Regions from separate parts of the Homo sapiens genome. Here region 2 is linked to region 1. Evidence: read pairs that join two places in POLR2A ChIA-PET (ENCODE). Cell type or tissue: GM12878. All regions are shown on one strand. Links, peaks and the distances in the headings refer to the core of each region. The heading gives the core; the rest is flanking DNA.

Evidence for each region. ChIA-PET counts read pairs that join two places held together with the same protein. Peaks named below come from ENCODE experiments on the same cell type or tissue, not always from the same donor. Only the 100,000 strongest peaks of a DNase experiment are listed, where the experiment ranks them.
Region 2: POLR2A ChIA-PET joins it to region 1 with 6 read pairs; 4 of 35 experiments call an interaction of 5 or more read pairs at or near these places.

The regions. Positions count from the first base shown.
Region 1 is chr10:103,918,659-103,934,158 of GRCh38, forward strand. No RefSeq gene overlaps it. Among named protein-coding and RNA genes, the nearest start is that of STN1, 8.2 kb to the left of the region's middle. RefSeq lists enhancers at 8,467-9,132, 9,799-10,464. In GM12878, for the core only: no CTCF peak of the experiment used is centred there; no DNase peak of the experiment used is centred there.
Region 2 is chr10:104,101,489-104,116,988 of GRCh38, forward strand. No RefSeq gene overlaps it. Among named protein-coding and RNA genes, the nearest start is that of SFR1, 13 kb to the right of the region's middle. In GM12878, for the core only: no CTCF peak of the experiment used is centred there; a DNase peak (open chromatin) is centred at 8,643.

The DNA.
Region 1 (15,500 bases), core at 4,420-12,419:
CTGGGCCTCCTAGAGGTTGGGTCAGGATCAGACTATTTTTCTTTTTGATTCCTGATATGTAAAACAGATAAAAAGTAAGCAGTGCCACGAGTGCATTGTGGCATATTTTAAATGTTCATTTACAGTTGGTAAGTGACCTGACTCACACACTTAGGACTCTAGTTTCACTTGGAGATGTCAATATCTAAATTTGAGCCCTCGAGTGAATGTGAGGTCTTGACTCTGCCAGAGACTAGCCGTGCAAAATCATGACAATACATTTTGTCTCCTTTACCCTTGTTCGGTCTACAGTCTGGAAGGTTGTACACTTAAGAACTTTGAAAAGCTGGCATTTTGGTAAATCATGGCCACCTTGATGGTGCTTAGTCTCCAGAATTTCTATTTTAAAGTGAGGAAAGATAGCCACGTTCCACTCCCATAAAGAGCTACGTTACCCGAGACGTCAGGAATTCTTCCTAATTTACAGAGACTCTGGAAAATGGCAGGGGAGTACAGATCACCCTGGCAGACCATTCCCGGGGGAGGCAGGTGGTGGCCAAAGAGATAATTGCTAAACTATTTATCAGAGAAGGAACTTGGAGCCGCTGGAATGGAAAGTGTGTGTGTCATTAGACCCATGGCATTTAATTACCTCCCCGGCCATTTAAGAAGCTCAAAAACAAGAGTCCTTGGTAAAATACATTGCCCAGATTCTACTGCAATGAACACTAGGAAATGTAGGGTTTAAGATTTAATTAAGAGAAGACACTGGCTGGGCGCGGTGGCTCACACCTGTAATCCCAACATTTTGTGAGGCCGAGGCGGGCAGATCACGAGGTCAGGAGTTCAAGACCAGGCAGGCCAATATACGGAAACCAACCCCCTCTCTACTAAAAATACAAAAATAGCCAAATGTGGTGGCGTGCGCCTGTAATCCCAGCTACTCGGGAGGCTGAGGCAGGAGAATCGCATGAACCTGGGAGACAGCGGTTGCAGTGAGCTGAGATCGGGCCATTGCACTCCAGCCTGGGTGACAGTGTGAGACTCTGCCTCAATTAAAAAAAAAAAAAAAAAAAGAGAGAGAGAGAAGATACCTTCTCTTATAGGAGGAAGGCCCTTGCAAAGAAAACACACCCAGTAGGACAGGTGCTTCCTGCTGACCTGTCAGATGGGGAGAGACAGGTTGAGTGACATTTTCCTGACTGTACACATCTGCTCCAGGGTGAAACCCAAAGGAGGAAATCACTACTAAGTGTCAGAGCCTGAGATGATTTCAGGAATAATGCTCATGGCGCTCAAGGGTAGAGTGTTGGATAAAAGAGCCCTCCTGGACTCCATGCTTACTGCCAGCCTTGGGAAGGACCACACCCAGGTGGTATAAGCAGAGCAGAATGTCCCAATGTCATCTTTTACAATGAAGGGAGGACTCCTTGGAGTCTAAGGGTGTTCCTTTTGATCTGAGCCCCAAACCTGAAGGAGTAGGTTGTAACTGAAACCTAAGGTGAAATGTAGAAAAGAATTTCCAGACTGCAGAAGCATTTAGAGGAATTTGGGAGGATCCTCTTCCCTTTAGTCTCCATCAACACAGATTTCAGGTTCCCCAAGCCACCGCCTGGACGTGTATGAAGGGACTCCTAAAATCCTCAACACTGCAGGGCTCCTCTGGAATTCTGCAACACTGCAAAGCAGATATTTCAAAACCCAGCAGTTAAGATGTAATGCTAGGAACCCATTCTTATAGCTTCTCAATGTGAAACTTGTGAACTTGGTTTTGAAGCATTTGTGACAGAATAGACAATTCTTTCTAGAAAGTTAAGGTTTTAACAAGTTCTTCTGGAAAATGAGGGGATTGAACTGGATATCTCATACCTCAAACTCAAACTATCATGTTTTAAACATGTTTTACACCTTTACAGGTGGAATTGAGTTTGTCCACTTGCAAAGTGGGTTAGATTTTCTGTTTGAAGTTTACAGTTGACAAAAGATTCTCTCTTTGACCAAACTCTAATCAGTCTCCTTGAGTCCTCTTCCCAATTTGTCCTCAACCTTGGCCTATAAAGACATGAACAAATGCTACATAGTTTCAAACAGCTCAAGGCTACATTCCTAGAATGACCCTAGATCCCTTTAAAGTGCCTGCCTGAGAAAACTCAAGACTGCCAAAAGTAACAAACCTGCACGTTGTGCACATGTACCCTAGAACTTAAAGTATAATTAAAAAAAAAAAGAAGAAGAATAATTTACTGTTTGTTCCAGCCAATACCTGAAGGCAAGGCCTTGTCTCCTAGCCTTTGTTGGAGGGTAGGAGCCTAACTCCAATAAGCACCAGTTAGCAAGCCTAGATGGGTCTCACAGGGACTGGTCCCCTCTCTTCTCATTTTTTGTAATTTTTTCACTTCGCAGACTCTTCTTAGGCACCTGCAATTCTTCCCTGCCCCACTGTCCCCCAATTCATTTTCTCTTTAAAAAGCCCGGTGACCTCTCTATAAATCTGAAGGGAACTCAGCTCTTTCCCCTACTGTCAATAGTTATTCAGTAAAGTGTTTTCACTGTTTTAACTAAAGTCTGACTGTGCTTATCTTTGCCATAATAAAGACAACCTCTCAACATTTTTCTTAGGCTACTATTATAACCCCAGGGATGGCAGGTGGGGGGCGGGGACATCTTCAGTCATTCAGCATATCTTGAGCTTTCTCTGTGTGCTTTGGCACTGGGCTGTGGAGGAGCAGTAATTATGCCACTGGAGCAAAAAGGGTGATGCCTGTAATATATTAAATAACAAAGTAAGAGGCTAAATTGTGATTCAATATGAAAGGAGTAGCATGGATAATTACTGTATGAGTTACAGGAGGTAAATTGAGGGACCTCATTAAGTGAGATAATATATGTAACCACTGGAACAAGGTAAGCACTAAATAAATGTCAGCTATTATTCATATTTACTATGGAGGTGGGATTTAAGCTGGGTGTTGAGATTATGGAGGAGCTGTTCATTCATTCATGCTTCATTCATGAAGCATATTTTAAAGGCATTTGTCAAGCACTGTAATAGACATTGAGGGTAAGAAAGAGACAAGACAGTGGGGTTCCAGCCCTTATGGAGCTTCCATTCTGTAGGGGGAAAGTGGAGGGACAATAAACAAATTGTTCTCAGTGCTTAGATGAAGTGACGTCAGGTTGAAACCGGAAGGGTTAAAAAGCCAGCCACACAGAGCTAAGCAAAGAGCATTTCAGGCAGCAGTCAAAGCAAGGGCCACCGTGTGGAGGCAGCAAAATACTTCCCTGTTCAAGGAACAGAAGAGAGTGTGGGGAGAGCGGTTGCATATGCAATGGAGAGATAGGCAGGAGGCAGATCCGAGGGACCTTGTAGGCCATGGTTGGTGTGGATTTTAGTCTTAGTCTCACTCTATGTGAAAAGGGTACTGTGATGCTGTGATGGAGTGGGAGCACGGCATAGGCAGCAGGATGGGCGAGTCATGTTCCTGGGTAAGCCAACACAGCAGCCTGGCTGGAGAGGGAGGCTGCAGTGGAAGCCACCTGGAGACCAAGATTTTAGTTAGATTCTGAAGGTCTTGAGCTAGCTTCTACCTTTATTCCTGTAAACAACGGGAGTTGTTAATTATTCATCAGAGGAACGATTTAATGAATTTAAAAATTGTAGTTAGGCTGGGTGTGGTGGCTTACCCCTATAACCTCAATATTTTGAGAGGCCAAGGAGGGAGGATTGCTTGAGCCCAAGAGTTCAAGACCAGCCTGGGCAACATAGTGAAACCCCATCTCCACAAAAAAGAAAAATATCAGCAGGGCATGGTGGTGTACACCTGTAGTCCCAGCTACTCAGGAGGCTGAGGTGGGAGGATCGCTTGAGCCCAGGAATCCGAACTTGCAGTGAGCTGTAGTCATGCCACTGCACCCTAGCCTGGACAACAGAGCAAGACTCTCTCTCTCTCAAAAAAAAAAAAAAAGAATTGTAGGTATACCTGCCACATCTAACATACTACGGTGGGGGGTACAAAAATGTATAAGAAGTGTTCTCAATCCAATTTACTGAATCTATCCTAAAAATTGTGTCTTACGGATATTCATCAATTGGTGGTGAAGAAACTAGAATAAGAAAACATTTCTGGGCCTAATGCAGTGGGCCTCATCTGTATCACTTGTCCTCCTGCCTCCTTAGCAACCTGGCTCAATCCCTTATGATGTCATCCTCCCTCTCTCTCTGGCTTCCCCTTGGCCCATAAGCACGCTCTCCTGCTCTCTTTAACATCATCCAAACTTTCCAAAAGCAGCATCTCTGAAGACCCCCTTCTCCCCTTTAACTACTGCCCTCCAGCTCACTCTCATCTCCTTTCAAAGCAAAGCTCCTTGGAAGAGTCCTAAATGCTTCCTATCTGTACTTCTCTGTGGTAGGTCTCTAATTCAACCCACCATCATTTGGCTTATCTTGGTCTTCAACCCACCCCACCACAGCCCACCACTCGACTGACATTGCTCTCCTAAGACTCACAATAACCTTAGCAGATTCAAATTCAATGAATACTTTTCTTTCCTTATCATTCTGTATCTTTTTTTTCTTGATGTACTAGTATTTGATGTTGATTTGATCATATTTTCTCTCAGTCCCACCTTGGCTTCCTGATGGGTTTTCTCACCTTTTAGGTTTTCCTCCTACTGCCTCTGTTTCTTCCTTCTCAGTGTCCTCTCCTGTTATCTCTTTTACATGTTGATGTTCCCCAAGGTTCAATCTCCTGCTCATTTCCCTTCTTACCCTATGTACTTTCTCTGAGTGGCCTTATCCAAACCTATGACTTCAGTGGAAACAATCTTCTAGTGACTCTCAATTCTTCACATCCAGCCCAGAACACTCTCCTGAGTCTGTCATGTGAATTTCCAACCAGACTCTCCTGGATACCTCAAAGTAAACCTCTTCCCCATTTCTCCTTTCTAAGTCAGGATGAATGTCAGGATGAATGTCACCACCACCTGCCTTTTGTCGAAGTCAGAAACCTGGAATGTTTCAAGGACACCTCCCTCTGTTTCACCCTACAATGTAATTAGTCATGAAGACCTGTCAGTTCTGTTTTCTAAATGCGTTTTCGTAACTCAGCCTCTCTTCCCTGTTCCCACTGCCATAACCTGAGCCCAGGCTTTTGTCATTTATTGCCTGGGTTACTGACACTACCTTCCAACTAGTTTCTTTGCCTTTAGCCTGGCTTTCTTCCAATTCATCATCTGTGCCACTGTCAAGGTGAGCCTTATAAAATGCAAATTAAACTATGTTACTCCCTTGTCTGAAATATTTCAATGGCTCTATGTGGTCTGCAGAATAATGTTCAAATCTCTTAGCATTTCCTACCAAGTTCCTCCTGGCCTGGCCTCTCCAGGCTCATCTCCCATCAGTCCCTCATAGCCATCCTACACTTCAGACCATCATCTCTCCAATGCTGTTCTGAAGAATACATCCTCAAAATATTGAAGAAAGTTTGCCCAAATAAGTCTGGACTTAAATCCAATCAATAGTTTACATTGGAATACACAACTCAAGCTATTTGGAACAACTTATAGTTCCTACAATATGCCACTCTGTCTTTTGCTTCTCCCCTTCTGCCTAGGATACCATTCACTTATTAATTAATTGATTACAAAAGTCAACTGTTCTGTATCTGCTGAGCAGACTGAAAAAAGTGCTGTATCCTGGGCATACAAAAGGAAAAAAGGCTCCAGGTGAGCCAAACAAGTAAACAGACAATTACAATATGTCATGATAAATGCTGTATAACTTAGCAGCATAAAGTGGGGGCCCTGAGTTGGAGTAATCAGAGGACAGTAACTTTTCCCCCTGCTTCATGTGAGTTATCTCTGAGAAAGGTGTCAGTTTTACTTTATGTATTTTGAGCTTAGTTGTTAAAGGCACATATATTTCTAATTGTTATGTCTTTCTGATGTATTGACTCTTATTGTTATGAAATTGTTCCTCTTTGTCTCTAGTAATATTTCTAGTTTTAAAGTCTGTTTTGTCTGTTAATATAACCATTTCAGTCCTCTAATAGTTACTCTTTGAATGGTGTATCTTTTTCCATCTTCTTACTTTCAGCCTATTTGTGTCTTTGAATCTAAGCCTCTTATAGATATCATATAGTTGGCTCTTGTCTTTTTATTCAGTCTAATAATCTCTGGGTTTTGATTGGGGTATGTAGACCATTCACATTTAATGTAATTGTTGATATGGTTAGATTTATATTTGCTATTTTTCTATTTGTTTTCTATATGTCAACTTTCTTTTTTATTAATCGGTTAATCCTTGATTGCTTTCCTTTTTTCTTTTCTTTTGTGTTAAATATTTTTAGGGTAACGTCTGAATTACTCCACATTTTGAAAAAAGTTTTAGCTATTTCTCAGAGATTGTAGTCTAAGAATTACAATATATGTCTTTATTTATCATAATGTACTTCAGATTAATACTAAATTCCTGAAAAACATAAAAATTTTGCTTCAATATTCTTCTATCCCTCCCACCTTCTTTGTGCTATTATTTACATATATATTACATCTATATGTTATAAACACAGCAATACAATGTTGTAATTATTGCTTTATACAATCTCATGTCTTTGAAAAAAGTTAGATAAGAAATGAGAGGCCGGGCGTGGTGGCTCATGCCTGTAATCCCAGCACTTTGGGAGGCTGAGGCGGGCGGATCACCTGAGGTCAGGAGTTCAAGACCAGCCTGACCAACAAGGAGAAACCCCGCCTTTACTAAAAATACAAAATTAGCTGGGCATGGTGGCACATGCCTGTAATCCCAGCTACTAGGGAGCCTGAGGCAGAAGAATCGCTTGAACCTGGGAGGTAGAGGTTGTGGTGAGCCGAGATCGTGCCATTGCACTCCAGCCTGGGCAACAAGAGTGAAACTCCGTCTCAAAAAAAAAAAAAAAAAAAAAGAAATGAGAAGAAAAATTACCATAGATGATTTTGTAATAACCTGTATAACTATTACTTTTGTGCTCTTCATTTTTCCCTTTAGGAATGGGTACTCCAAATTGAATGAGCCCCTTTGACTGTGGTAGAGGTGCTGCTTGCGCTGAGAGCTTGCCCTTCCCAGACAGAACATCTACATTAACCAAGCTGGGGTCAGCAAGGGGAATGAGAGAGGCCCCAGGCCAAATGCATCAGATGCTCACTGTTCTTACCTGGAGTTCAGTCATTTTCAAGCATAACTGCTTTCAGACTGTTGTGTGTCTTTGATCTCAGAGTGCTGAAATGGTTGTTTTGGTCAGTTTTGTCCAGTTTTATGTTTGCATTTTGGCAAGATGATTTGCTGATCTTGTCAGTCACCCATAACTAGAAGTTATTAGTGATATAGCTTTTAGTTAACAGCAAGTCCATTTGGTCAGGGGGAATAAGGTGGCTCAAGAATTTAAGGAGTGAAGGACTGAATTGTAGAACAAAGTCAGAAATTGCCTAGTTGTAGATAACAGTTACAGCCCATCCCGCCTCATGGACTTTGAAGGAGATTCCTGTGTCAGCAGAAGGCCCCAGGTGAACCAGGGTGCAATTCGCATTTCTGCTTCTTCTCATTCTTGGAATAAGCAGAAGCAGATATAAAAGGGAGAGATGGCTGAGGGTGAGATACCCTCTAGGTCCTTACACTTATGAGACTGACAGTGCTGCCCACTGCATCAAGAGGGCTACTTGGGTCCTTTCATGTGAGTCAAATAGCTCATCCTTCCTGTCCAAATGGCAGGAACTTGACCAAAGGATTATGACCCTTGCAAAGATGAAGAGGGCAGGAGGTAATGGGCTAGGGTTCATTCTGGAGAGCAGAGAATGACTTTAATTAAGGAAAATTTGTGTCCCAAGAGACTGGATTGAGTACACAAGAGAACTTTGCGTTTTGTGCTTTAAAAATCTGCATCTTGAAGAAAGTGGAATGATGGTTGTCAGGGGCTGCGGTAGGGGGGATGAGGAGTTACTGATTAATGGGTACAGAGTTTCAGTTTTGCAAAATGAAGAGATCTGGAGATGGATGGCAGTCATAATTGCACAATAATATGGATATACTTAATACCACTGAACTGTACGCTTAAAATGGTTAAGATGGTAAATTTTATGTTACATGTATTTTAACACAATTTTTAAAATTAAGAAAATCAAAGAATTTTTTTAGAAAGCCTGTATCACAGGGCAACACTGTGCATGGTTTGTGGAGTTTATGGTATAAAAATCTATGTGACTGTTGCCTGGCGTTCTACATTATTCCTGGTCATTTAAGTCATAAATCCACAGTGTCTTGCCAACTTTGGAAGTTCCCATGATTACTGGTAGTTTATGTGATAGGTGAACTCCCTTTTTTTTTTTAACTGGACTCAGGCTTATAATTAAGTGAGTGGAAACAATCAGCCAAGTCTTGATGCACATGCACTCTTCTGAGAAAGTCCCAGAGTATTGCTCTGACAGATGACAGATGTCCTTACAGGGACAGAGCTGGCAACACATCGACCTCCCTAGTGGTCACCAGCTGCTAGTGGGTCCACCAGCTGGAAAACACCTTTGTGTTATTCTTATATTTCTCTTCTCATAAAAATGCTACAAAGATTGTAAGGCATTTGGAGCTGGGTAAAGATTAAGTTTTGGAGAAATTGGATTAATATTCATTATAATAGGCCAGGATAAAAGAATTAATGAAAATGTCAAAAAGAAAAAATAACTTTTCTTTTTAGGCAGGACATTTATAAAAATTTATAGTCTTGGTCAAATAAATTGTGTACAGACATACATACAATTTTTTTTTTTTTTGAGATGGAGTCTTGCTCTGTCGCCAGGCTGGAGTGTAGTGGCACGATCTCGACTCACTGCAACCTCTGCCTCCTGGGTTCAAGCGATTCTCCTGCCTCAGTCTCCTGAGTAGCTGGAATACAGGCGCCCACCACCATGCCCAGCTAATTTTTGTATTTTTAGTAGAGATGGGGTTTCACCATGTTGGCCAGGATGGTCTCGATCTCTTGACCTCATGATCCGCCCACTTCTGCCTCCCAAAGTGTTGGGATTACAGATGTAAGCCACCGTGCCCAGCCCATACATACGATTTTAAAAGTAATCTAAAGGGATGTTTTCCAATTTTTTTTTCTTTTTGGTAGAGTTGGGGGCCTCACTATATTGCTCTGGCTGGTCTTGAACTCCTAGGTGCAAGTGATCCTCCCGTCTCAGCCTCTCCAAATGTTGGGATTATAGGCCTGAAACACCGCACCCAGCTCCAATTTTTAAAATGTTGAGTATATATTAATTACAAAAGCTATTTCTCTTGAATCTCTCAAATGTGATGTGGAATGAAAGAAGGCAAACACAGAAGACAGTACATATCATATGACTCTATTTATATAAAGTACAAAACCAGTCAAAGCTGTTCTATGCTATTAGAGGTAAAGAATCAATTACCCTTTGATGAAGGGTGTTGACTTCAAAGGAGCATGAAGAGGGCTTGTGGGGCTACTGGTTATTTTGTGTTTCTTGATCTGTAGCTATATTATATTTCAATAAAGTATTTTTTTCAAGTTTGCATTCTTCTTAGTGTTTACAGTTACATTTAAAGTTGAGAGGAATTAAAAAGTGAGTGTGTGAATGTGTAAGACCCCACATTTTGCCTTCTTGTCACTCGTATGGAAAAACTGATCATTTTTCACGAGGTCAGGAGATCGAGACCATCCTGGCCAACATGGTGAAACCCTGTCTCTACTAAAAGTACAAAAATTAGCTGGGAGTGGAGGCGCGTGCCTGTAATCCCAGCTACTCGGGAGACTGAGGCGGGAGAATCCCTTGAACCCAGGAGGCGGAGGTTGCAGTGAGCCGAGATCGCACCACTGCACTCCAGTATGGCAACATAGTGAGACTCCGTCTCAAAAAAAAAAAAAAACTGATCATTTTAAATGTTAATGTGATTCCAGAGAAAACACAGAGCATTATTTTGTACTTTGCTTTATTTTTCAACATGTGCCTGTAAACCAAAGAATATCTGAGACAAGACTCAATTTAGGAAGTTTATTCTGCCAAGGTTAAGAATGCACTCGTGACATGGCCCCAGGAGTCCTGAAGACATGTGCCCAGGGTGATTGGGGCACAGCTTGGTATTTTACATTTTAGGAAGACACGGGACATCAATCAATATACATAAGACGTACATTGGTTTGGTCCAGAAAGGCAAGACAACTTGAAGTGTGGTGGGGGCTTCCAGGTCACAGGTAGATAAAGGACAAACGGTTGCATTCTTTTGAGTTTCTGATGAGCCTTTCACTGAATACGGCAATTTACAGGAACAGTCACTTAGGCCTTTGTCTGGCTTAGTGAAACAATAGGCCGAAGGTAGCAATCAGATATGCATTTGTCTTACGTGAACAGAGGAATGGCTTTGAGTTCTGTCTGTCCTTTTGTCCGCAGGGAATTTTCTTGTGGGCAGATTGTAAGGGAGGTATATAGCTTTTTTATCTTTGTAGCTATCTTATTGAGGAGTAGAATGGGAGGCAGGTTTGCCCTATGCAGTTCCCAGCTTGACTTTTCCCTTTGGTTTAGTGATTTGGGGGTACTGAGATTTATTTTCCTTTCACATGCCTATAGGTTCAAGTAGCCATGACATTTCATGAGCATTAGCATAAAGCTGGGCGGCTGAATAGAATTTTGTTTCTCTTATCAACTTATAATTTTCCCCAGGGCTACTTTCAATCTAGGAAAAATTTAACTCCCCAATGATGTCAAAGACAGCATATTCCAGAGATTAATTAACGAGTCACCCAGAGAAGATAGAAGTGCTATTATGCTGACATGTTCAAGGGCTAATCGGTTCTGATGATGTAATTTGCAGTAGTGCTTGATGTATATTAGCCTGATGGGTGACAGCTGCTCTGGGCCCAGATGATTAAAGTGTGAAGCACGAGGGTGGGGTGGAGGGTCGTCGGGGTGTGGTGAGTGCTTTCAAATGGAAAGAGAGTTTTTTTATAGAGCCAGAGTGAATACAGCCTGGTTATGCTGGTTACCTCACCTACCACCTAGAAAGCCTGTTTAATCATCTCTTTATCTACACAGACTTTATCAGGCCTAACACAATCTCCACTCCCGCCTCCCCTCAGCCAAGACCGCCCCAGTCAACATTGGCTGATGCTCCCTTCCCCAAACAACTGTGCAACTTACAGTCAGCATCACATACTTTAGCACCTATTTCTTCAATAGTTATTTCAGGAATGTGTACCATGTTCCCCAACTTAAGCATAAGCTACTTAAGAACATCATTTTTTTCTATGTTCTCCACAGCATGGGGGATAAGCATAAAAGTTCAATAAAAAAATAACTGGAGCAAAATTTTGATAATTATTCAAGCAGAGGGATGGTTACACGTGGGTCTATTCTACTTTCTTTCTACTTTTGTGTGTGTTTGAAAATTCCCTTGATAGCAGGGCTGGCAGATTTAGCCAATCAAAATGCAGGATGTTCAGCCACATTTGAATTTCAGGTAAACAATGAATAGTTTCTTCTTACTAAACACTTCTATTATATTTTATTATAATTACTTATTTATGTCTATTTGATGTGATCATTTAATTTATAACAGTATCATTCATATTCTAACATTACATTTCTATTATAGTATGTTATGTTTTTATATTATTAATATTTTATGGTTCCATGAGACGTACTAAAAAGCTATTTGTTGTTCATCTGAAACGCGAATTTAACTAGGTGTTCTGTATTTTATCTGGCAACCTAACTTGCTAAAACTTAAGAACATAATTGGTGATTAATCAATGGGCTAAAAGAAAGCAGATGGTAGAAACACTGCAGTGCCTCTTAGAGTGAGATCTGGTGTCACTTGCATTAGTATCTTCTGTGGAACCTGTTAAAAAGGAAGGCTCCAGTGGCCTCCTGTCCCAATCCTGGAGCCACCAAATTGGGTTATTTCTGCTGGTGGGACTCTGCATTTGCAGTAAGAGCCCCAGGTGGTTCTGATGCTGTTGCTAGCCAACCTGTTGCCTTTGATGTTTCTAGTTTTTCTGATGTGATCTTTTATTTCCTTGTAACTTGTTTCCTTGGCCTTGTTTCAGCAACTTCTACTCCATTTTTATGTCAGGGACATGACCTAAGAGATGTTAATATTTCTACTCAATGACTCGCTAAATATTACAAATCAAATATAGTCACATAGTCACAAACCTTCTAGCAGCATTTTTTAGTTGACCTACTCCTTAGAATGCATCCAGTGGCCCAGCGTCTTAACTACTGATGTATATTCTATTCATATATATTCATTTTGTTGTTGTTGTTTTGTTTTTTAAGAGACAGGGTCTTACTCTATCACCCAGGCTGGAGTGCAGTGGTGCGATCATAGCTCACTATAACCTTGACTGGCTAGGCTCAAGAGATCCTCCCACCTCAGTCTGCCCAGCAGATGGGAGTACAGGTGTGTGCCACTAGGCCCAGGTAATTTTTCAATTTTTTGTAGGGATGAAGCCTCACTACGTTGCCCAGGCTTGTCTTTAAGTCCTGGCTTCAAGTGATCCTCCCGTCTTGGCTCCCAAAGTGTTACGATTACAGGCATGAGCCATCACACCCAGCCAGATATATTCATTGTTATTGATAGATTATAACTGACAGAATCGCAGCTCCCTGTAGTGTATTTTAAAGCCAGGGCTTATGGACAGATGCTGTAGAGTGACCAAACATTCTTGCGTGCTTGGGACTGTTCAGTTTTAGCGCTGATGTTCCCATGCCCTAGGCTTTTTCTCAGTCCTGGTTGCTCCTGGTCATCCTACCTGTAGGTCAGGTTCCCCATTCTCAGACTCTGAGGATCCCCTGTAGGGGAATATTAGCAAACACTTTCAGGAGCTGAGCCCTGAGTGGGTGAGGGAAGCAGGATTGAGTAGAGGGAAAATGGGGTTTTACTGGCCACTTTCAAGGTAGGGTGACCTCATCCAAAATTATGCCCTGCCCTCAGGGACAGTAACCAGTTGACACATCCCCAGAACTTAGTGCATGACATTTCTGATTAACTATCCCAGCTCTAGAACTTTCTGTGGGATCAGCTGAGGCCTCTATTGTAACTGCCCTTCAATTCAACTTGTCCTTCTGTGCAATCCTGCTTCCCTCATGCCCTCAGGGCTCAGCTCCTGAAAGCATTTTCTAATATTCCCTATCAGGCAAATCTCAGAGTCTGACAGCCCAGAGGAACCTGACCTACAACAGCAGGCACAGGGGTAAAGTGGTCCTAGGAAGCAGCGTCTAATGTAGGATTTTGAAGCTGGGTCGCTGCTGACTGGCTGGTGATGAGAACCCTTCCCTAGTGGTAGATGGAGTCCCTGGTGGGGCAAGACTTTCACCAGTGGTAAACTGGAATGGGCTGAAGGCCCATCCAGAGGTTTGGGGAAAGTAGTAATTTAAGGACAATAAAATGGCATGGTTGTTACTGGCCACTCTCAATGCATTGGAGAGAGACGATGAAAGGTTATGGGTGATTAACCACCAATTTCAGGCTGAATGTAAAAACCAGAAGATCTTCTTGGCAGCACAAGAGACTCTCATCTCCTGCAGTCAGAGTTTGGACCTCCTGAAGATGAGACCCAGAACTTAAATTAGAAAGCCACAGCTGGGCGCTGGGGCTCACACCTGTAATCCTAGCGCTTTGGGAGACGGAGGAGGGAATATTGCTTGAGCTCAGGAGTTCCAAAACAGCCTTGGCAACATGGTGAAACCCTCTCTCTACAAAAAACACAAAAATTAGCTGGGCGTGATTGTGCGTGACTGTAGTCCCAGCTACTTGGGAGGGTGAGGTGGGAGGATTGCTTGGGCCTCAGGAGGTTGAGGCTGCAGTGATCCGTGATCGTGCCACTTCACTCCAGCCTGGGTGACAGAGTGAGACCCTGTCTCAAAAACAAAACAAACCAACCAACCAAGCAAACAGAAGTCGCAGAGCTCCAGTGAAGGCAGAATTCTCAATCCTAGTGAGCTGTCTATGTCAAAGTCACAATCCTAGTTGGGAGGGAGTGGGATCCTGAGATTTGGGGTGAGGACATATAGGCAAGTGTCCTTGTAAATTTTGACTTCCCAGATTTCCTCTGAATTCTCTGGGCCTGCAGAAGGGGCCCATTCTCCTGGTTGGTTAAAGGTTAACACTCCCTACTTTTGAAGTCAATACAGAGATTTTTGCCTTGCAAGAAAACAACTTCTTTCCCCACAGAATCTCAACGTCTCCCTTCATCCTGCCACCAAACCAGTAATGAGGGTGAGGTTACAACATAATTGAAGAGCCTGCTCAGGGAGAAAAGAGACCATTCCTCAAAGGAGCTGCAGGACCTGGACAACATATGTTGTCAGAAGCTGGAAGAGTACATAGGGATCCTGTTAAATTCAGTTTAGCCTAAAGCTGCCTCTTCTCATATTTTAAGTTCAGCCTAAAGGTTTTTCTGTACATAGTGAATTAACTGTAACCTAACTGGATGTGTAAACAGACTGTAATCTACTCTTGTAACAAGTAGCCAAGTCCCAGCCAATCACAGAAACCACACTTCCACTACTCACAGGCAGCCAACTGTTCGAACAGTATTTAAATAAGGCGAACACTGAGCTGTAAGCAATCCATCTGTTTCTGTACCTCATTTCCATTTTCTGAACATCACTTTCCTTTTTCTGTCCATAAATCCTCTCTGGTTGGGAGGGGAGGGAGACGGGGTTGGGGAGAAGTGGCTGTCTGATTTGCAAATCATTCTTTGCTCAATTAAACTCTGTTAAATTTAATTTGTCTAAAGTTTTTCTTTTAACAATCCTGAGTATGCATAATCGAGGGAGGTAGAGCATACAGTTGGATAAAGAAGAATTCATTGATAAGAGAGCACTTTCCCATGATGTAGGAGTTCACCTCGGCAAGGACCCAGGAAACACTAGCTGTTGCACTGCTAGAATGCCTCTTGGAAGTTAGAGAGAACATCACATCAAATTGATCTACTATATCAATGATACCATGTTAATCATACTGGGTGAGCAAGAAGTGCAAGTACATTGGAGGCCTTGATAAGACACTTGTGCTTCAGAGGCTGGAGCTCTGCCATGTCAGTGAAATGTTTAGTCCACACAGTGCCACATAAGTACAGAGCCTGGGTTACCCTGGGATATCCCCTTCAAAGTAAAGGACAAATGTCTGCATTTCATGCCTCCACTACTGAAAAGGAAGCACAGTGCCTGGTAGGGCTCTGGAGGCAGCATCTTCCACACTCGGAAACACTGCTTCAGCCCTTTTGCTGGTGACTGGGAAGACGTCCAGCATTGATCCAGGCTTTGAAGCCGGTCCAGGATGTAGTGAGAGCAGCCCTGTCACTTGTGGCCTTGTAGCCAGCAGGCCTATGCATTTGAAGTCATTTGCATTGCCATGTAAACTCCTCCATCGCTCTCCCCAAATCTTTTTTGTTGTTTTGAGATGGAATTTTGCTCTTGTTGCCCAGGCTAGGGTGCAGTGGCACAATCTCGGCTCACCGGAACCTCTGCCTCCT
Region 2 (15,500 bases), core at 5,200-13,199, 180 kb after region 1:
ATCTCAGAACACCCTTGGGTTTATTCTTGGGCCTATAAAATAGGAAGAAATGTAAGAGACCATGGGCTATTTTGCCAAATCAGCATAGTGTTAAGACTCATGGGAAGGAGGCCATGGGTTTCCCTTCCCCATCTAGAGATGGAGACTGTTCTGCTAAGGGAAGATCAATATCCAGTTAGAGAAGAGAGAACACAAATCTGAAAAGCTAACACTCCATGGGTAAGCCTGGCTGGAACAATTTAGCATCAACAGAGCGTCAAGTGCCAACCCCACACATAATGCCTACAGAGACCCTCCTGGCTGATTGGCTCTATGAAGCCAAGGAACTGGCTGGCTTTTCCCATTCCCCCACTTCAGTTTGATCTGACTGCTTTGCTTTGTATCTCCTCAGCATCTGCCCATGCTTTTATCTGGGCACCTCAAACACTTTAATGCTCTTGCTTGTTTTCTTAAAGCCCTTGGAAAAACGGACAGGTTTTATCTTTTCACTGTATTCTCAACTCCAAACACAATATATGTAGTATTCAATAAAACTTCCTCTTTCTTGAACTCCTGCTTAGCATTCCCAACCACTACTGTCTACCTCCATAGATGTCCAACAAGTACTTCAAACTCAACATGTTAAAAACCAGACCTGTTGCTTCTTTCTCCTCCTCCCTCTCCTCCACTTGGCCATGACTCTGATGTTGTAGCCATCTTTGTGTCTGAAGGGCCTCTCTGTATTGGGCTCACTATAAGTATTCATTGAAAGTGGAATGAGTAGAGACATGAGGAAAGGAAGGACAGGAAAAAAATGAGAAAAAAACAGTAAAATAAAGAAGTCATGAAGGCCAGAACAAGGGAAAAGGAGAAGAGGAAGGTGGCTAAGAGTAAGAAGACTATTTTAGGTTGGTTTTCCCCAAACCAGGAGGGGTAGAAAGAATCTAGAGCCCTCCAAACAGGAGCTTGATAGAAAAGAACAATTTTTCATCTCATTCCGCTTCCTTTCCAGTGTTTTCTTAACTGCATGCAGTTTGGGTTAGACTCTGAATGTTTTGTGGGTGTGATGAGAGAAAGGACTTATGGGCACACTTCCACCCTTTTCAGCCACTCCTGCAGATAATAGCAGCTGAGTTCTTTTTCACTATGAACTATGACTCCTTATAACAGTGGACAAAGTAAAAAGTGTGATCAGATGCCTCATTCCTAACCTCACAGTTCCTGAGATGAGGCTCTGAAATGAGCCTGGGGCTGGGGTTCATTTGTCCTTCCCATGGGGAACAATCCCCATTTTGCTTTAGGTAGGTAAAGGGGCAAGCCCTGCCTTGCTCTTCTGGTCGGACTTTTTACAATAGTGTTAAGTTACTCTATGTTTTCTTTTTGGGGTTCTGTTGCCAGCTTATTTTAAGTTTGATGCTCTAGTCTCCTTGAGTGATGACATGTCATAACTGTAACCTCAAGACATTTTCAGGTAAAGGCAAGATGCATGCACTCCTTGATTTTATTTGTGGGAGGAACTTTCTAGCCCACAGGGAAAACTATAAGAAATATTCCGTCATTGTAAGGAGCTTGGCATGCTGACATCTGGTAGTTTTAAAGGGTGCTTAGATCTATGGAAGAAGCATTTTCCAGAGAAATTATTTATTTCAACGCTTGTTCTGAAAAGAAGCTTAGAAGACTCCTGTGAGTCTTTTTTTTAACCCAGTGAAAGCACCTGCTGTTCTTAAGGTAGCTGTCCTCACGTGCTATCAATCTATACACCACAGCTTCTGGTATCCTTGGGAGAGCCTTTCCTATTGGTATGAAGAGTTTTACTAAAATGTAAATGGCAAGAGTTTGTGAACTAACTCCCTCAGTCAGCAACAGGAGGTCTCTTCTTGCTGAACCCTCAGATGGCCCAGAGACTTGAGGCATATTCTTTTTTTGCAATCTTTTAAGCAAATGGTACAAGTACTCCTAGAAATAAATTATTTACACTGTTCAAACTCTATCAAGAGTTTTATTTAGGTTTCTAGTCTAAATGAATATTAAAAGTACAACACAGCTTCAGGCATGGTGCTCACAGGAAATATGGCAACAGTGTAGTTTAGGACACAACAACTCCATACAACTCAAAGGATTGTCCTAAAACATTGGAGTTCAAAAGCAAGAATTATTTTCATATAAAAACAACACATCCTTTCTTAATAAAGCAAATGACACCACACAGCAAATAGAATGAGCACAGAGCCCACTTTTACATGGGTCCTGATAGTACACAAATCATGCTAACCCCATGGATAAACCTTGTATTCCATTGTCAGTGTTGATATTTGTGCAGCTCTATTTACCTAAACATTTCTGAGAACTCTACCCTGTAGAAAGCAGCTAATGGCATTTATCAGAGAGCAGACTCAACTTGGCCTCATAAAGGGAAGCATGTTGGTATCTCAAAGACCCTTTCAGCTACACCTGAATGCACAGGTCATGATTTACCATCAGGTAAGAGTGTGTTCAGAAAAGAAGGATAATTTTATATATTTACCATTTTAAAACAAGACTTGTGATATGGTGAATGGAAATCTCTACATAACAGCAAAGATGACTGATAGAGGAGGCTACTCTGAGAGCTCCTGTGAGCTTCATGCAGAGAAGTATGATATAGGAGAAATTCTGAATTAACCAAGGTCCAGAGTTTACTTTCTGACTTTCTGTTTTGTAGTAACTGAAACTCAGGTACCACCCACGTTGCTTTGTTGTAGTTCTTGGAGGCATTGTTTTACTGAGTAGGTAATTATCATCATGATTGTAAGTGTATGAATAGATATTAAAGTGTTTAATGATAATTTCATTTTCTTAGAGCTCTATATAATTCTCCATAATCTTATTGTTTTAATATTTCCATGAAGAAAAGCTCATTAAGCCTAGAGTAAACATCAATCTAATCCTTCCCTTTGATTTAGTAAGGTGCTTTGATTTAGTAAAGTTAGCATTATGAAGAGACTGTGCTAGTGGTCATTTTTATATCATCTGGTTTAAAATGTTGGCAAGCCCAACTCATGACAACTTTGAGCTGCCTTTGATGTTTTTCTTGACTTTACAATTCATCAGTTCTATTTGTGGATTTTGTTTGTGTGACAAGTGTTTTGGTTGTGGTTTCATTTTGTTTTTGTTTTTGTTTTTGTGATAGGGTCTCACTGTTGCCTAGGCTGGAGTTCAGTTTTGGTTGTTTTAAAACATCTTTGAGTACATCTGCTTTCTCTTCTTCCAACATATAATCAAGACTCACTGTATGTTGTTATATTTAAGGACTAATAAGTGGGTTTGTCTCTTATCCAGTGCTCATAGTTACAGGTCCAACGGAGTTCACTCTAAGACTAAAATGCAGTCATTAGAGTTTTTCCTTTAGTCTTGAGTATTTATTAGAAGCCACTGCTACCTGCTTCTTCTTTGTGAACTAAGACAGGTGAGAACAGTTGTCTTCCTTTCCTTACTTGGTGTTAGTCATTTCTGAGATGCTTCGAATACAGAGGGAGGAGCAGGGGAAGAAATTTGCTGTGAGACCCACTCCAGGTTGGATGTGGTTGATCTTTGCTTATTAAAGTGTACTAGACCTTTTGAGACAACTGTGCTGGAGCAGGGCTTGTACATCCTCTCTTGAGTCTTATGTTGATTCAGAGCATGACTCAGTGATCCCTAATGTGGAGGCCAAGGGTAGAATGGCCCATGGCAGGTCTTCCCTGAAGCATTGTAATAGAATCTTTCACTATAATGTTGACACATCTTCTAACTACCAAAGGTAAGTGGAAAGTCGGCTATTCTAGAAATTTTAGGCCTGGGTAAATCTTTTGCCCAAGAACTTGGCCTTAAATCCTTAGCTTGATGTTACTTGACTTAAGCCATTGGCTAATGGCATAAAAAGAAATGTGCATCCTCTTTCAGAAATAGCACTAATTATAAAGAAGATAAAATCAATCAGTAATGTGAAGGAATAATTATTATGGAAATGGTATGAATTTAGAAACCAAACACTAACAAATTGTGATGGTAGATATGTATCACTAGGCATTTGTCAAAATCCATAGAATGTACAATACAGAGTGAACTCTAGTGTAAATTATGGACCTTAGTTAATAATAATGTATCAATATTGTCTCACCAATTGTACCACAGTAATGATGCTAGTTGCTATTAGTAGGGAAAACTGTGTTTGGGGGTAGAGGTAAAGGGTTATATGGGAACTCTTCACACTTTCTGCTCCATTTTTCTGTAAACCTTAAACTGCTGTAAAAAATAAAGTGTATTAACAAAACAAAGAGAAAAACACTTTATATGTAAAATATGTATCTAACATATATTATTGTTGCTGCCTCAAAAAGTCTAAGTTCAAAAAAGGAATAAATCTTGAGACATTTTAAAAATACTTTTTTAAAATATGGAAGAATAATACACATACAGGGAGATATTTTAGTTATAAGTATAGAGTTTTATGAATAATCACAAAGTGAACACACCCACGTACCACCACTTAGGGCGAGAAATAAAATGTTATTAGCACCTCAGAAGCCCACTTTTTAGAAGCATTTAACACAATAAATTAATTTTGTCTGCTTTTGAAATAGTAAAACGGAATCACATAGTGTGTAATCTTTTGTATCTGGCTTCCTTTGCTTCACATTATATTTATGAGATTCATCCATGTTGTGTGTAATTTATTTTTGTTGCTGTGAAGTTTTCTGCTGTATGAATGTATTACATTAAATTTATTATATATTCTATGTTGTAAACCAAAAGTATCTGAGACAGGTCACAATCAATTTAGAAAGTTTATTTTGCCAAGGTTCAGGATGCGTGCCAGGGAAGTAGGCCTGTACCTTTCTCCAAACATGATTTTGAGGGCATCAATATTTAAAGGGGAAAGGGTGGATACTGGGGAAAGAGGAAGACATTTGTAAAAGATGTGGGTAGATAAGAGAGATAAATGGTTGCATTCTTTTGAGTCTTTGATCAGCCTTTGACCAAATAACAATTTACATGTGAGAGGTGGGTAGAGAAATAGTCACTTATACATTCACCTAGTTCAGTGAATCTGCATTTTACATTAGAGGAAGCAGTCAGATAATGCATTTGTGTCAGGTGAGCAGAGGGATGACTTCCCAGTTCTGCCCCGCACCTGTGAAGATAAGCAATCAATATACATTGTCAGGGTAAAATTCAACAGAACCATTTTAGGGTAAAGACCTTAGGGCCCACAAGGAATTTCCTAGTGGGCAAAATGTGGGGAAGGTACGTAGCTTTTTTTTTTTTTTTTTAATCTTTATAGCTCTCTTTTTAGAAATAAAATGGGAGGCAGGTTTGCCTGATGCAGTTCCCAGCATGACTTTTCCCTTTGGCTTAGTGATTTTGGGGTCTTGAGATTTATTTTGCTTTCACAATGTCGATGGCATTTGAGTTAGTTCCAGACTTTGACTATTATGACAAATGATGCTACAAACATTGTTGGACATGTCTTTTGTTGAGTATATGTACAAAATTCTCACTGGATTTATACCTAGGGGTATACTTACTGAATATTAGGGTACATATATTAACTTTAGTAAATAATGCCAGATTTTCCGCAATAGTTCCAGTTGCTCTATTTCCACATTAACACTTGTTATGGTTAATCTTTTTCATTTTTGCCATTTTGGTGGGTGTGTAGTGGTATTTGTTTGTGGTTTTAACTTGAATTTCCCTGATTATTAATGAGGTTTCCTATATTTTCATACATTGATTGGCTATCATTTGGATATTCTCTTTTGTGAAGTGCCTATTCAATTCTCTTGGCCATTTTAAAGTTGGGATTGTTTGTCTTTTTCTTATTCGTTTGCTTTATCAGCTATATATGTGGTAAATACCTTCTCCCAGTCTGTGGCTCCCATTTCAACTTTTAAAAATGTCTTCAATAAACAGAATTCTTAATTAAAAAAAAATTTTTTTAAGATGAGGTCTTGCTATGTCGCTCGGGCAGTTCTTAAACTTCTGGGCTCAAGCAATCCTCCTGCCTCAGCCTTGCAAAACACTGGAATTACAGGTGTGAGCCACTGTGCCTGGCCCAGAATTCTTTATTTTAATACAGTCCACTTAATTAATTCCTTAATGATCAGTGTGTTTTGTGTTCTACTTTAGAAATCCTTCTATTTCCCAAAGTCATGAAGATATTCTTTTGTATAAATCTCCTAAGTTGTCACTTAAATTTTTTTTTCACATTTGGGTCTAGAACTTCTTGGAACTGATTTTTGTGTATGATGTAAGGTATAGGTCAAGTTTTGTTTTTTTCCATATGACTATTCAATTGACCTACAACCATTATAAAAAGATAATTCTTTCCCTCATTTCTCTGCAGTGCCACCATTATCACAAATGAAGTCCCTACACATGCAAGGGTATGTTACTGGATTCTATTTGTTTCACTGCTATTCATCTATCTTTGCTCTAATTCCACACTGCCTAGCTATTAAGATATCTAGTAAAGCAAGTGATTCCCCCTTTGTTCTTTTTCAAGACATGTTGGCTGTTCTTGGGTCTTTGCATTTTAAACTTCAGAATCAGCTTGTCAATTGCATACGTATACACACACACACACACACACACACACACACACACACACACCTGTCAAGAATTTTTAAAAATTGAAATGGCACAAAATCCATGTATCATTTTGAGGGGAATCAACATCTTTTTTTTTTTTTTAAGACAGAGTCTCGCTCTGTTGCCCAGGCTGGAGTGCTGGGCGTGATCTCCACTCACTGCAACTTTCGCCTCCTGGGTTCAAACAATTCTCCTGCCTCAGCTTCCTAAGTAGCTGGGTTACAGGTGTGTGCCACCATGCCTGACTAATTTTTGTATTTTTACTAGAGATGGGGTTTCACCATGTTGGCCAGGCTGGTCTTGAACTCCTGACCTCAAGTGATCTGCCTGCCTTGGCCTCCCAAAGTGCTGGGATTACAGGCATGAGCCACTGTGCTCAAGCTGGAATCAACATCTGTAAAACATAGAGTCTTCCAGTTCATGAACCCTGTCTATGCCTCCATTTATTGGGGTCTATAATTTTTTGTAATAATGTTTTAGTGTTTTATGTATTTTATAGTTTATATGCGTTATGAACATATATTTTATGTTTTAATGTTTATCATTTATATACTTACATGTTTTATAAATACATCATTTTTATGTTTTATAGTTCATCATTCATAGTTTTCTGTGTAGAGGTTTTATGTCTTTCCTAGGTATTTCATGTTTTTGATGCTACTGGAAACAATGTCTTTTGAAATTTTATTTTCTTTTAGAAGTCTAATAGATTTTTTTACTATATTCACCTTGTATGTAGTAAACTTGCTATACTCACATATTACTTTGAACAATTTATTTGTATATTCTTTCAGATTTTGTATATACTCAATCATATCTCCTGCAAATAATGAGTTTTATTTTTTCCTTTCCAATTCTTATTCATTTTGTATCTTTTTCTTATTATTATACTTTGTAGGAGCTTCAGTACAATGATGAATAGAAATGATAATAACAAGCATCCTTATTATTCTCAAGTTTAGGGGAAAAACTTTCAACATTTCATTACTACATTTATCGTAGATCTTTTGATTAAATCTATCATATAAAGAAGTTCCTTTTAATCACTAGTTTGCTTTTTTAAAAAACATGAATGAATGTTGAGCTTTATTAATGCTTTTTATTAATCATCTATTTGGATAGTCATATAACTTTCAATTTTTTTATTCTGTTAATATGTTGATAATCAAATATTAAACCAGCCTTGCACTCCTGTAATAAACCCAGTTTGGTCATTCTTTGTATACATTAGAGATTTGACTAGTTTTTTTGTTTAGGAATAAAAAATGTTAAGATTCTAATTCCTTAAGTGCAAAGCTGATAAAGTGTAGAAAAAGATTTTGTGGACTTAAGGATTTCTTTGTGGTATATTTAACAATATCAGGGTTCACATAGCTACAATAAAGAAGATGAGTCTTCCAGGAAACTTTTCCAAAAGCGTTTTGAATTATTCTTGTTTCAAACCAGAGCTTACCATCTAGATTTTTTAAAATGAATACAACTGTGGTCTAGGTACAGAAGCATTAGGAAGATGGGTTGCTATTCCTAGCTTTTGTTCACATATTAGATTCACTTTAATGCAGTAAAGCCAGCAATTGAGACAAACAATTAATAAAAATACCAATTAAATTTATGACTATGATAGCTTCCTGAATGTAAATAACCACTTGCTAGAATGAAACTTCATTTAAACTGAAGTAAGGTTCATCCAGACCCTCAGCAGGGTGAGACCACCTGGAAAAACTGGACTTGGGTCCAAAAACGTATGCCATGTCCTTTAAGCCTTTCCATTTGTGTCTGGATAATGAGCCTTCCCAATCTCTTATCTTCCATACCTCTGAATAAACATAGAAGACTTACTAGGATAAACACGGAAGAAGTAACACTGAGCCATACCATGATATGAGAGCTGCCCAGGGTTATTTGACAGATTGACTCCCTACAGTCCTCAGAAATCTGTCAGGCTTGTCAACACATAGAAATGTTCTAGATTCATTCCTTATCAAGAACAAGCAATAGACAAGTTACTCTGAGTCTCAGAGGATTTCTGAGAGGAAGATGAGTCAAGAATTAATCATCTGTGGTTTCCAAACCTTGTTCAATCATTAACTGTGAACAGCTTGGTTTTCTCTTCTTGGGGATGACTTGTACAGAGTATGGCTGGAGCAGGGTATGTTTTCTATTTCCCATGTGTTCTTATTCCAACTCTTTGGAATATCCCAATGGACAGTGACTCCAGGAGGTATAGACGTACTCTTTTATTCATGGTATATGGCACAAATAATACATGCAGCAACAAAGATTTTCTTTGTTTTTAAAATCTGTATCTGTAAAGAAGTGCTCCTCTAATGTAAGAGGAATGAGGAAAGGAATGATTGGGCTTTCCATAGAAATTGCAATAAAATCTAAAGTATGTCTTAAAAACCAGGGCTCCAAAGCTTCAGACAGTGGGATGATGGCTAGCAGATCACATACTCCTGGTCAAGCATGGGGACGTCATGGTGCTCTTTGCAGAACAGCATGAAATGCAGCCATATTTGGTTTTGTTGAATGAACTAGGAGCAATAATACTAGCAAGAAAAATGACTAAATTACATGTGTATGAATCTTTACAAAACAGATACACACACAACCTTTTAAAAAATAAATATTTGTTGAATGTTGAACAAACATTTAAAATAAATCAGGCTGAACATGGTGGTTCACACTTGTAATCCCAGCACTTTGAGAAGCTAAGGAGGGAATATCACTTGAGACCAGGAGTTCGAGACCAGCCTGGACAACATAGTGAGACCTCATCTTTACAAAAATTAAAAAAATTAGCTGGCATGGGCCAGGCACAGTGGCTTATGCCTGTAATCTCAGCACTTTGGGAGGCTGAGGCAGGCAGATCACGAGGTCAGGAGTTCAAGACCAGCCTGGCCAACATGGTGAAACTCCATCTCTACTAAAAATACAAAAATTAGCTGGGCATGGTGGTGCGTGCCTATAATCCCAGCTATTCAGGAGGCTGAGGCAGGAGAATTGCCTGAGGCAGGACCTGGGAGGCAGAGGTTGCAGTGAGCTGAGATCGCACCACTGCACTCCAGCCTGGGCTACAGAGCGAGACTCTGTCTCAAAAAAAAAAAAAATTAGCTGACATGGTGGCATGCACCTATAGTCCCAGCTACTTGGAGAGCTGAGGTGGGAGGATTCCTTGAGCCTGGGAGGTTGAGGCTACAGTGAGCCATGATCGTGTCACTGCAGCCTTGCCTGGGTGAAAGAGTGAGACCCTGTCTCAAAAAAACAAAAACTAAAACTAAATAAATCAGTTTACTGATCTTTCTTCTTAATATTTATTTGTAAACTATCCATTCTGTTATCTGCTGTCATCCACTTGCAGACACTAAAGTTTTAAGGAAAGGACATCGAAAAAAATTAAAATAGAAAACATTCTACTTCTTTTTAATTTTTTCTACAAGCCTGGAAAATATCACCTTAATTTTATTTTACCTGTGAAACACCTTAGACCAGTTCATAGAACCATTGTGCCCTTGGAGCACAATTTGAGACATTGTGCCTAAATGAAAGAGATAAGAAAACTGTCATCAAGCATCTCTCTCTTGTACTGCCCCATCCACCTATCTCCATCCCTGGCTTCAAGGTAACCACCACTTCTACCACAACGACCTTCACCACCATTATGTTGAGTGTCACTATATGCCAAGTTCTGTGTTAATCGCTTTATTTGCAGCATCACATTTAATGGAGTAGATATTATTACCCCGTTTAGTATATGAGGAAACATTTAGGGAGATTATCATCAATAGACTTTATAAGGGCAGAGTTGAGATTTAAATCCAGGTATGTCTAACTCTAGTGTACATTCCCTTAACTGCTACCTTGTGCTTTCTTCTCTATGACCCAATAAGAGTGGAAAATACCAACCTATGATGTTATATATACCTGTCAATCAGCCCTTAGGAAAGTGTTTAAAAACCTCTCAATCATAAATCTATTATTATATCACCCAAGGGAGATCTGTGTTCTGTTACCAGGTTTGTATACTTATAGAATATATTTTACAGAGTTAGTTTTAACAATTTTTTAAAAATGTTGATTGAAAAGCGAAAAGAGTCTATCGAGATTATTGTGGCGACAATAAAATACAACTCAAATACCATTTTTTCCACGAAGTCTTCCTTGACTCAATCTTCTCTGAACTCCCTTAGGACTTTCCCTGTGTATTCTTAGCACTTCATCTTCTGCTTGAACCCAAAAAAAATCTGCTAAGCTTTTTGTTGTGGGGGTTGCAGATATAGAGATCAAAGACACAGTTCCTGTTCTCAAATAGCTCATGGTAAATATGTATTATGACACCTACAGGGTACCATGGAAAAGGAAAGGCATCTAACTCTAGCCAGAAGATTCTGAGGAGGAAAAGAATAAAAGGAGAATGTGGGCCATTGGGAAGCAAGTGAGAGGGAGTGGGGATTTTGACACAAGGTCCTAATCTTGAGATTGGAGTAGACATTAGCCAGGTGATGAAAGCATATGTGTGTGTACATTTGTGTGTGTGCGCACACACATACACATGCCTGTGTCTTCCAGGCAGAAGGAAGTAGCAAGATGATAAGGAGAGGAGCTTGGTCCATTCTGGGAATTTTAAGCACATAATTCGGTAAAGCTGGTGTGCAGGGTGGGTGGCAGGGAGTGGCACAAGATGAAGTTGGAAAGATATGCATGAGTGATTTGGTAAGGAATTTGGATTTATCCTAAAGAGAATTGAGAGTTATTGGAAGATTTTAATATCTTTAAAAAGATCTTTCTAGCAGCAGTGTAGAGAATTGATGGGCATGAGAAATGGGATGGTATAGGAAAAGTGGAAGAAAAACCCAGAAGTCAGGAAACCAGTCAGGAGGCTATTGCAGGCAGGCAGGCTGGACCTGAGCTCGAACAGCAGCAGTGATGTTGAAGAGGAGTGAGAGACAGGACATATGCAGGCAAATAAAGTGGAGAAATGAAGAAAATCAAATAGTAACCTCAATTTTTCAGATAAAAAAATTAAACTTATTTACCTTGTTATGTTATCCCTGAAAGGATGCACATTTCTCCACCTTTTTCAGAAGTTGTACTACAGGTATACAGCACAGTTTGCAGAATTAATAAAATCAGGATTCATTTTTAAACTTTTATTTTACTTTAATTGACAAATAATAATTGTATATATTTACGGGGTACAATGTGATGTTTTGATACATGTATGCATTGTGGAATAAAAATTAGTATTCTTTGTATACCACCCAACATATATCTATTTCCTGCTGTAATATCTGACTTGTTTTCCTTAGGCTGAAGTTATGGTTGGTTTCCACAAACTTAATTTACTTTCACTCTATTTCCTGGCTACACAGACTAAAAATTATACTACCTCTCACAGAAGATTTGGGTAAGGGGGAGAAAAGACAAAGCTGTTAAAACCCATCCCATTGTGAACAAAGGCACCACTTTCAAAGATGGCCAATATCATCATCTGGAAAGGAACCACATGTTTCCTGTATGTTTCTAGTCTGGTAAAAGTAATCTTCCTTGGTCCAATGACAGAACAATACAAAGCAATGATAAGAAATAATTAGAAAACATACAGCTGAACGGTTTATATTAGATTTGAGGAACAGTTTTCCCCTTAGAGAAGCTGTTACACAAGGTATCAGTTGCATCAAAAATATTCTTCCCTGGAGACTGCTACAGCATCACTTCCTCTTCTTATTTTGGGATGCTCACTTTCTGAATTACTGATTAAATAATTAATCAATTCATTCTGAAATTCACCCATTCAAAACATTTATTGAGCACCAACTCTATGCATCCAGTGTTAATAAAGACAGGGACATGAGTTCCAGAAGATGACAGTACAAGTAAGCAAAATAACTTGGAGTATGCCCTGCAATGGCAAGAGGTGGTTGATGAGAGTAGCCTAAAACCCTGGGCTTGAAAGGGTTCGATTAGGATAATGTGGGAGGCCTGCGAAGAGGAAAGAAAGGTCACTGGAAAAAAAAAAACAAAAACTTCTGTGTGCTAGTTTTTCCCAGAGCTGGCTCTGGTTTAATCAATGTGATAAATACTGGTGTCCATTTGTAAACTCCTAAAGAATATATTTATTTTTCCGTCTACAGCACCTAATACATCTTCCATCATATTATCATAATGGTTATTTCTATAGAGAATTTTACCCGTAACTTCATTTAACACTCTGGTGGGAAGTGGTAATTTCAGGTGTACCAAAATGACCCCACCTGGAATTGTAGGAACTAACTCAGAGCCAGGGAAAGATCACTTTTCTCTTCACAATTTATAGATGAGAAAACTGAATTGAACCCCCCAAAGTCAATACAGCTCGTTAGTTTTTAGTGATAGGGTCAGTAAATAACTCAGATGCTCTGACTCAGGCCTATCCCTTGCTGCAGCCATATTTCCAAGAGAATGAATGACTTGGAGAAAAATGTTGTAAACATCAATGAGTGTCATTTTTATTCACCAAAACTTGTATTCAAACAAAAATTCCAAAGACTTCCCAATTTTCCTCAATTTAAACTGACAACCCATGATTATCTCATGTTTAGTACAGATTTAAGCAACCTCACCTTCACAGTTTGTGACCACAGCCCATTTCATCCCCAATTGACTCCATACAGCAAAAAAACTCAACAAAGACAAGATTTGGAATGAAAAAAAAAAAAAAAAAACAAATAAGTAAGGTCTGTGGCTTTATGGCTTTACTCATTCAAAATTTCACCTACTGTGAAATGGCTTATCTAAGTTACAAGGTATAATCAAGTTTAACCTGATCATTATAATATTCCACCAGTGCTAAGAAAGTACACATGTATCTGTAATGCATGCTTATACCTGTATTAAACACAAAATCTTGAACTTCCATAATCCTTTTAACTCAAATGTATCAAAAGGCCTTAAGAACATGACGAATACATTTCTCATTAAGAAAGAAATCATGACTTTGTCAGAATTTAGCCCAAATTAAGCGTGCCCAGGATTCTTGGTGTTTGAGCTGATGCTGAGGCCTTAAAACCCAGGTCAAATCTGCAGAATAACTTTAGTATGGAGTAAACAAGCCTAGTAATCAGTAATTTGTTATGAAAAACATCATTTTGGAACACTAGTTTTTGTTCTGCTTAAGGGCAAGAAACATGTAGTAAATATAGCCCCCTTCCCTCCCTTCCTTCCCTACTGCCCCTACCTCCTCAATTCTTCCCTCTCCTCCTGCACAATTCTTGGCAGAAAATATTTGAACACTCAAGACAACTGACTTCAGTTATGAACACAGTAGTCCAAGAAAGCTTCCTGTAATCTCAGTTTGAGCAGTTATTGATTGGAAGTTGAGGGGTTTCTAAGACTTGCCTTGAGAACTGTTAGTTAGTATGCAAATGTTTAATTTCAGCTTCATAAGTATTCTCATTAGTCCATGTAATTCTTACCTGTAGTGGTTCAAACCTGTGATTACATGCTATTTTTTACCCATCAAAATCAAGTCACTATAGGTACTGGCTTACTGCATCTAGTGCTTGATATGTCTGAATTTCTCTTTCTCACATTTGATTTGGGGACTTAATCCCATTCTGAGCACGAAGGAATTTTATCTAGATTGAGGGGAGCAATAAAACTGATTCTTCTCAACTATAAAAATGAAAAGTATTCATAGACATATTGGTGGGCAAATGTGGTTGATTGATTCATTCCAAAAACTAGTGACTGAAAATAAACTGCTATCCTTGCAGACAATTACTGAAATAAAACACAGTCAGCTTTACATCTCTTCAAAACCTGTGGGAAACAGCTCTGAGTGAAAATAATATATACTGGTAAAACTGCTTTTTTAAATAAGAGAGACATCTTGCAAAAGATTCAAACTCATTCTTTTCAGGGCAACTTAATTACACAAGCTTTATGCTAATTATTGTTACATTAAAGATTTGGCAGCTTTACAAAAATCCTAAACTTGTACATGCAGGTTTAAAATCTCTATTTTAATTCTCCAGAGTTAGACTAGGAAAGCATTTCAGACAATGCCAACCTGTAGTAATGCTTGCTTTTTTTTTTTTTTTTTTTAACCTATCGGTACCTCATAGTTTCATAGGAATTTGCTTAACAAATCTGGACGTAATTAGTTGCCTGGCCTCCAAAACCCAAACCTGTATTCTTTGGTATCATGGGATGCTGTTTGCCAAATGACAGGCCTCCAAAAGCCTGACCATCCTAAAGACCATCTTTGCTGGTGGGTGTTATTCCTGTGCTTAGTATGAATTCCCTTCACACCAGACCTTCAGCAACAGAGGTGTGTTTTCAATATCCAGCATTCATAAAAGGGTGTAGATTCATGTCATACCAGAGCAGAAGAAAGGGAGTAAACAGTAAAATGGAGATATATTAAGCCATCATTCCCATGTAGTAGGGAGTGTTAGAAAACAATTGTTTAAATCACCCTTCTCTTGATTAAAATAATAATAATAAAAGAAAGGTTTCAAAGTGGCTGTAAGAAGAGGACAAGTTGACTCAGAGGTAGGTACTTAAATCAAGTGAAAAATAGCTTAGATAATGTGCTTGATAGATGATATAACAACCAGAGTGGAACATAAGGGGAAACTTTGTGGGGTGGGACAGTTTGGAAAGGTTTGAATTAAAGGTTTACATTGTTGAAGGAAAAGTATTATCTGTCTTAATCTTGTGCTAATAAAGTCTAAATAGCTGGGTGAAATCTTAGAGGACTATGTCAGAGTGAATGATTTTTTATTCTATACTTCTTTTCCAAGATCCTATTTCTGTAAGAAAGACATATTTTTAGTATCTGTAAGAAAGACATATTTTTAGTATCAAAAAGTAATAATATCACTTGCCAGTTGAGGATCACCAGCATCATCATCAAACTTTATACATTA